2 separate regions of the Homo sapiens genome follow, and region 2 is linked to region 1. The links are chromatin contacts, found by Hi-C or POLR2A ChIA-PET in ENCODE. All regions are on one chromosome and are shown on one strand. The core of a region is the stretch at or near the end of the contact, and the rest is flanking DNA. Distances in the headings are between cores, read along the strand shown.

What was found. A loop is a pair of places that touch in the nucleus more often than their neighbours do. ChIA-PET counts read pairs that join two places held with the same protein, here RNA polymerase II (POLR2A). Pooled maps may share reads with other maps.
Region 2: a loop to region 1 is called in a pooled map, with 2.7 times the contacts of the local background. The contact joins two enhancer-like sites. A Hi-C loop is called at or near these places in 1 of 168 maps with a recorded cell type or tissue (endothelial cell of umbilical vein) and 3 of 50 pooled maps. POLR2A ChIA-PET finds 5 or more read pairs at or near these places in 1 of 52 experiments (H1).

Annotation. Positions count from the first base shown.
Region 1 is chr5:124,904,424-124,907,805 of GRCh38, forward strand. No RefSeq gene overlaps it. Among named protein-coding and RNA genes, the nearest start is that of ZNF608, 160 kb to the left of the region's middle. RefSeq lists an enhancer at 1,884-2,668. Within about 2 kb of position 2,133, at least 17 of the 41 ENCODE cell types and tissues checked have a DNase peak (open chromatin) inside an H3K27ac peak, as active enhancers do.
Region 2 is chr5:124,603,958-124,607,398 of GRCh38, forward strand. No RefSeq gene overlaps it. Among named protein-coding and RNA genes, the nearest start is that of ZNF608, 140 kb to the right of the region's middle. Within about 2 kb of position 1,759, at least 8 of the 41 ENCODE cell types and tissues checked have a DNase peak (open chromatin) inside an H3K27ac peak, as active enhancers do.

The DNA.
Region 1 (3,382 bases), core at 883-3,382:
GAGGAAACTGAAGCTCAGGAAGACTAAGTCACTAACCTTCACTCGTAAGTGGGAAACTAATGGAGTCATCTTCAAGCAAGCAAAGCGCCAAACAAATGATTCTCAGACAAATCATAATGTGCATAGATCACCCCACCATGCTCGTTTTTTATTTTATTTTATTTGAGACGGACTCTCGCTCTGTCACCCAGGCTGGAGTAAAGTGGCACAATCTCAGCTCACTGCAACCTCCCCCTTGCCGCCCTGGTTCAAGCAATTCTCCTGCCTCAGCCTCATGAGTAGCTCGGATTATAGGCATGCAACCACCACGCCTGGCTAATTTTTGTGTTTTTAGTAGAGACGGAGTTTTGCCATGTTGACCAGGCTGGTCTCGAACTCGTGACCTCAAGTGATCCGCCTGCCTTAGCCTCTCAAAGTGCTGGGATTACAGGCGTGAGCCACTGCAGGTGGCCAACCCTACTGGTTATTTATTTAGGTAGGCACAGTGTGTAGAATCTTCCAGCAGAGGAATATTTTGAGAAGGTGAGTTACTGTCTGTGTATTTGACCCCCTTTTTTTCCCTATGTAATGCAAACCTTTACAAAATACATTTTCTTTTCGATAAGATGACATCCTTTTTATTTTTGCTAAGTATGGTTTTATCCTCCTCCTCTCTGTTTAATGGGAGCAGCTGTCCCAACGACAGGATTTAGCTTAAGTTAAAAATAAGAAGGAAAATGGTGTACGTAAATGTGAGGACTGATCCTCCCTGAATGAGAGGTAATAGTTCTTAGGGAAAAGTAAGCTGTTCTTACCCTTTTTGTTTTGCCTTGCCAATTCTGGCCTGTGTCTTCAGAGGCACCTAAGTCTTCAGTGTATTAATTGTTCAGACTTTTGACTCCAAAAGGAGGTTACTTTTTAAAGGCTGACCAATTGCTTTGGCTATGCTGTCTTAAATGTGGGTCTCTAAGAAATCAGTATGAGCAACTTTCTTTGAGCCTTCAAAGTAAAGTCAAATGCTTGCTCCTCAGCAGGAAAGTGACTTTAATTAATTCTGGACGACCTTTCCATTGAAAAGCAAAACACTGCCCCAAGGCTTTTTAGAAAGGTTAGGTTGTACCTTTTCCCTCTTATTGTTATGAGGCAGATATTAGTGTTCCTCACACAAGTCTTTCTCTCCTGTGTTGTTGTGGATGAGTGCACTTCTTAATAAAGGAAAAACAAAACAAGCAAGTAAAAACCCCTGTTTGGAGCCAATTAACTTCTTGATTCTAACAAGAACTGAACTGGAGTATAAAATCTTCCATCACAATAAAATATGACTAAAGACCTCATCAATACTCATTTAACAAATGCTTTGGACTGAACCATCTTTTTCTAATACTTAGGAATTCCATTATTTCTTATTTCAGTGAACATGTTAGAAAAAATTAAGTGAAATGGGATTAGGTTTGCCATTTGTCATTTACTCAGAGTAGAATTCCCGTCTGACATGTGGGCACTCATACCAGGGGCTTAATGCTTTTAGTAATTATAAGGATCATGTAGAGTATGTTGATTGGTGAGGAAAAAAATCTTTATTAACTGCTCAGAAATAGTTAATTCTTCATTAGTCAGAGCACTGCACTAGAGGCTGCTGCCTGTGAACCATGGATTAGAGTTTATGATAGTAATAACCTCCCTGAAAAAACATTTGTTACTATACTTAATGACCAGATTTTAGTGCATTAACCTTCCTTGGGAGGTCAACTAACAAAATGGATGTTAACTGCTTGTAACAACCAATTCCTCTGAAATTAATATTTAGATGCCTTTGGTGTCAAAAAACCTTCCTTCCATATCAGGGCATTAAAAACACTTCTAAATTATTAATAGCAGGCAGAATTCAATGCCTGAAAGATTTCCATTCCAGTGTTCTTTATCCTCAGCCTCTTCCCATTTTCTCTAACAAAGTTCTCTTATGCAGGAACAAGGAAGGCATTCAGGAAAATTAGGTCTCAAAAATGCATGTGGGTCAACAATGCACTGCAGTTTTGAAAAGGTCACTCTTTAAGTTCAACAGAAATAAACATAATAGGAGTGTGAAGGCAGCCCTGAGAGCACACTGAGAACCTGACAGGGACAAACTCCCTGCCAGGCCTCGGGCTGCACTGCCACAGCCCTATCACCACCTGTCAGGAACTCCTTAACGACATTTTTGCATCCCTTCTGCAACTGACCTCCTGGCTTGGCTCTCCAGCCCCTCCCCCTCCCTTTAAATTGGAAACAAACCACACTTATGTCAAAACGGCTTCTGAACTAGTTCCTTCCTGAGCAATCCCAGAATATAAAACATGTTCTGAAAAGCTGCACCATTCCCTGGAGAAACTTTATGATTTGGTTACTGCAGCAGGGCGCGCTGCTCCTTGGCTGTGGTAGCCTTGAGTCAGTGCCAAACAATGAAGCAATGCTATTATTAGCCTTTCCATTCAATGGCGACAAAACAGTCCATGTTTCTATTTTCAGACTGTTCTCTTCTGGTGCAATAGATTTGCCAGAAACCTAAGCCTCAGGGCTAGCACTGGACCAACAGGGCAAAGTAGGCACCTGAAGCCAAAACATGCACAGTGGCACAAATGTGAAAATGCTTTAATGGTAGTATTTTTAGGCAGAGGCAAAATACAGAGCTGGCCAAAGTTCTGTCTGCTGAAACCTGTGCTGGTTTTTACGGAAAGTTACTGCTGGGGTTGGGATAGAATACCTGGGATCTCTACCATGAAGTTGCCCAATTTAATAATTTTCCCAAATTGCAACTGTGTAGTAACATTTGTGACTCAGTCATTTAAACTGGCCTGTTGGCCAGGCTCAGTGGCTCATGTCTGTAATCCCAGCACTTGGGGAGGCCTAGGCGGGCAGATCCCTGAGCTCAGGAGTTCGAGACCAGCCTGAGCAACACGGTGAAACCCGTCTGTATTAAAAAATACAAAAATTAGCCAGGCTTGGCGGCGGGCACCTGTAGTCCCAGGTACTAGGAAGGCTGAGGTGGGAGAATCTCTTGAGCGTGGGAGGCTACAGTGAGGTGTGAACACGCCGCTGCACTCCAGCCTGGGCAACAGAGGGAGACCCTGTCGTGAAAATAAATGAAAATAAATAAATAAAAAAATAAACCAGCTTGTGTGCTGGCACAGAACGATAGACCAATATTGCACAGAGTTGTGACTTGGATGATAAAGGTGACAAAGTAAAATGCCTGTAAGAAAGGGTGATTTCCTTATGACATGATCAGTTAGTTACAAGCCCACCAGGATGTTTCCAGAAGAGTCGGGCAACTTGTAGGCATTCTTTTTGATTGTTACTTACTCTTTTTTTTTTGAGACGGAGTCTCGCTCTGTCGCCCAGGTTGGAGTGCAGTAGCGTGATCTCG
Region 2 (3,441 bases), core at 509-3,008, 300 kb before region 1:
AAATACCAATTGTGTTGGAATAATTTTATTAAGGGGATGGGTTTTTTCCCTCATTTTGTTTTCCAAAATGCTATTATGTTGTCATAACTATCAAAGAGTTTTTTTTTTTTTAAAAAAAAAGGGATTAAGAACTGGGTGCAGTGGCTCACACCTCTAATCCCAGCACTTTGGGAGGCTGAGGCGGGCAGATCACCTGAGGTCAGGAGTTCAGGACCAGCCTGGCCAACATGGTGAAACCCCACCTCTACTAAAAATACAAAAATTAGCTGGGTGTGGTGGTGGGCACCTGTAGTCCCAGCTACTCGGAAGATTGAGACAGGAGAATCGCTTGAACCTGAGAGACAGAGGTTAGAGTGAGCTGAGATCATGCCATTGCACTCCAGCCTGGGTAACAGAGCAAGACTCTGTCTCAAAAAAAAAAAAAGGATTAAAAATAGATCTCTAAAAAGAAGCTAGTTAGTCCCTTTAAGGCATGTGAAGAAAGAATCAAGTGGCTGTGAGGGGTTTCTTTCCTGACAGATCCCATGGGAACTTAAGTTCCAAGAAAACCTGAAGCTGCCAAAGCCACATAGCACAGGATGAAAAATGAGCTCCACGATGATTTTGTCCTCTTTGATTCTTGCATGACAGTGCAATCAGAAGGGGACATGAAAGGAAAGGAGGACATGTGTGTGACATTTCATTGAGCTGTAGCTCTAGTGTGCACGAATCATCAGACTCCACTCTCCAAGGTCTACTCTCAAACGCTAGGCAGATTCTTGCTTCCTCCTTTCCTTTTCTTCCCTTAGGAATGAGAAATAGGAGATGAGTAACAGAATACTAGGAATAAAATCGATTTACTGGCTGATATTAGCAACATACATTTAGAAACAGAGCTATTTCATTCTCTTTTTAAGTAAACCAGTAAAAGTAAAATGTTTTCTGATCAATTAGGTCATCAGTTGAGACCATGATAAAGGCCTGCTTAAGTATTTTGTGAGTAGCAGGATGCAATATATATTTAATTGCTGGCTACAAATAGTCAAAGTATTATCTCTACGTTTCTTAGAATAATCTTATCTATAGAATAATTCATAATTCTACAATATGTACAGCAACTAAAAGAATTTTAAAAAGCATTACCATATAAAACACAGCAAATTAAATTACTATTTCACAAGGATTTAAATATTACTCCATAATTAATGTTCCCCATGTACTAAAACAGTTTTAAAGCAAAGATCTGACTCAAAGGCAATTAGTACTATTAAATGAAAGTTTTTGCTTTTGGGACTTTTCTTATTTACAAGATATTTTATCATTAATTTAAATTAGGCAACACTTAACTAGGTTGCTGACATGTATATTGTATAAGACAGAAACAAATATTCTTTTCTGAATTCACTTCTATGTGCAGCCACTTTCCACTGGTAGTTGGCTGTTCAGACCTGGTCCTGTGTGCTGGAGTTATTTTCTGGGTGTGCAAACATCTTTAACCCTGCTCCTTCTGACTATTGTGAGGAAGATATACAGAAAGAATGTAGAGTCTCGGCAGTATTTCGCACTTCATTCCGAGGAGGAGGCAAAGGTTAAGAATGAGGAAAATTAGGCAGACAACCATGTGTGGCCGAAAGAAAGGCTTACTATTCTGCAGAGGCCGATTTCCCTGACACAAAGAGAAGAAAGGCCCATGAATGAGATCATGTCAACTTCCTCTGCTTACATAGTAATGCTGGCCTTCTTTCCTTTCGGAAAAACAAGTCATCCATGCACCAGAGTTCAGGGCTGCATTGTAAAATGTTTCCGAACTCCCAGTGACAGCACACTGACACAGGTCCAAGGGACAGGTCCAAGCAAGCTTTTCCAGGCCTGGCCTAAGAGCCCTAGAGAATTCTCAGAGCCTATTTTCTGCATGTTGATGAAATCTAAACCTCTGATTATCCAACAGTCAATGAACTTCTGGAAACATGCTAAATGAATGGACTTGATTTTTCAAGGAGAGTCTTTCAAGAATCTCAAGATGGTGTTGGGCTGGCTTTGGGCTCAGTGATAAATTTTTACATGTTAAAGGGAGGTGATTCCGGTTTTTGGCAGTGTCCCTACTCACGGGGGACGAGACTCAGTAAAATCATTTCACAGATGAACTCTAAGTCAGAAAGAGTTTTTAAAATTATATTTTAATCCATGGATTAGTACACTCAATTTCTTTTATGATTATTTTTCTCGATAAATTATTTTTGCTCTCCAAGAGTGATTCTAGTTAGGGAATATGACATCAATTCCCAGAGTAGGCATTAACTCATGGTAGATTGGAAGGCTGAAGATCATAATATTTCATATAAAGAACGAGGTTCCTATAATCTAATGCTGAACAGCATTACACAATTGTTTTATGGGCAAATGGGCCTCTAAGTTACTGAACATTAAACAATAAGTAATATGTTGCTATGGAAATTCTACATTAAAATCAGATGTGTATAAATGTATTCATTTCAATATTTTTGTATGAAATTTTTTTTTTTTTGCTAAGTCTCTCTTTAAAAAAAATTGAAAAGGCACTGTAGCATTTTCATTGCTTTATGTCAGACTAATGCCCATCTCTGCTAAGGCAGAAATTACTGATAAGGGAATAGGGCATTATTCTAACAATACTTCCCACATTCCCTCCTCAAAGTAAGCTTCCCATGAGGTCAGGTATCCCTACAGACTGAGAGTGGTATTCTTTAGGGTTTCAGAAACAAAGCTATCTCACTCCAGGTAATTTGACAATACAGTAGATGCTCTGTTAACTCACCCCTAAATAGCCAAATTCCCAGACTAGCTGATATGTTCCCAGCCCTGATTCTTGGCCACGGCACACACATGTCTTGTCTCATCACAAACAGGCTCCTCTCTCCAGACAAAGTATCTGAACACCTTTGCTCTCATCATTTGTGTTATATACTTAGCAAGATAGGTTGTGTTTGTGCCCAAATCTGTTTATACGGGTTGTCTTTGTTATTATAAGTAGATGACTTATTTACTATTTAAAATAAACTGATAAAATTAAAGTGGTGGAAGAAAGAGATTTGTATTTTCTGTGAAAGAGGTGGGTTTTTTGGGTGTTTTTTTTTTTTAACATCATCAAATTAGGTGTGGAGGGCCGGGCGTCGTGGCTCACGCCTGTAATCCCAGCACTTTGGGAGGCTGAGGCGGGCAGATCACCTGAGGTCAGGAGTTTGAGACCAGCCTGGCCAACATGGCAAAACCCCATCTCTACTAAAAATATCAAAAAATTAGCCAGGTGTGGTGGTGGACACCTGTAGTCCCAACTACTCGGGAGGCTGAGGCAGGAGAATTGCTTGAACCTGGGAGGTTGCAGTGAGCCGAGATCGTGCCACTGTACTCCAGCCTGGGTGACTAAGCAAGACTCCATCTCAAAAAAAAAAAAAAAAAAAATTTGGTGTGGAGGAGAAAGCTATA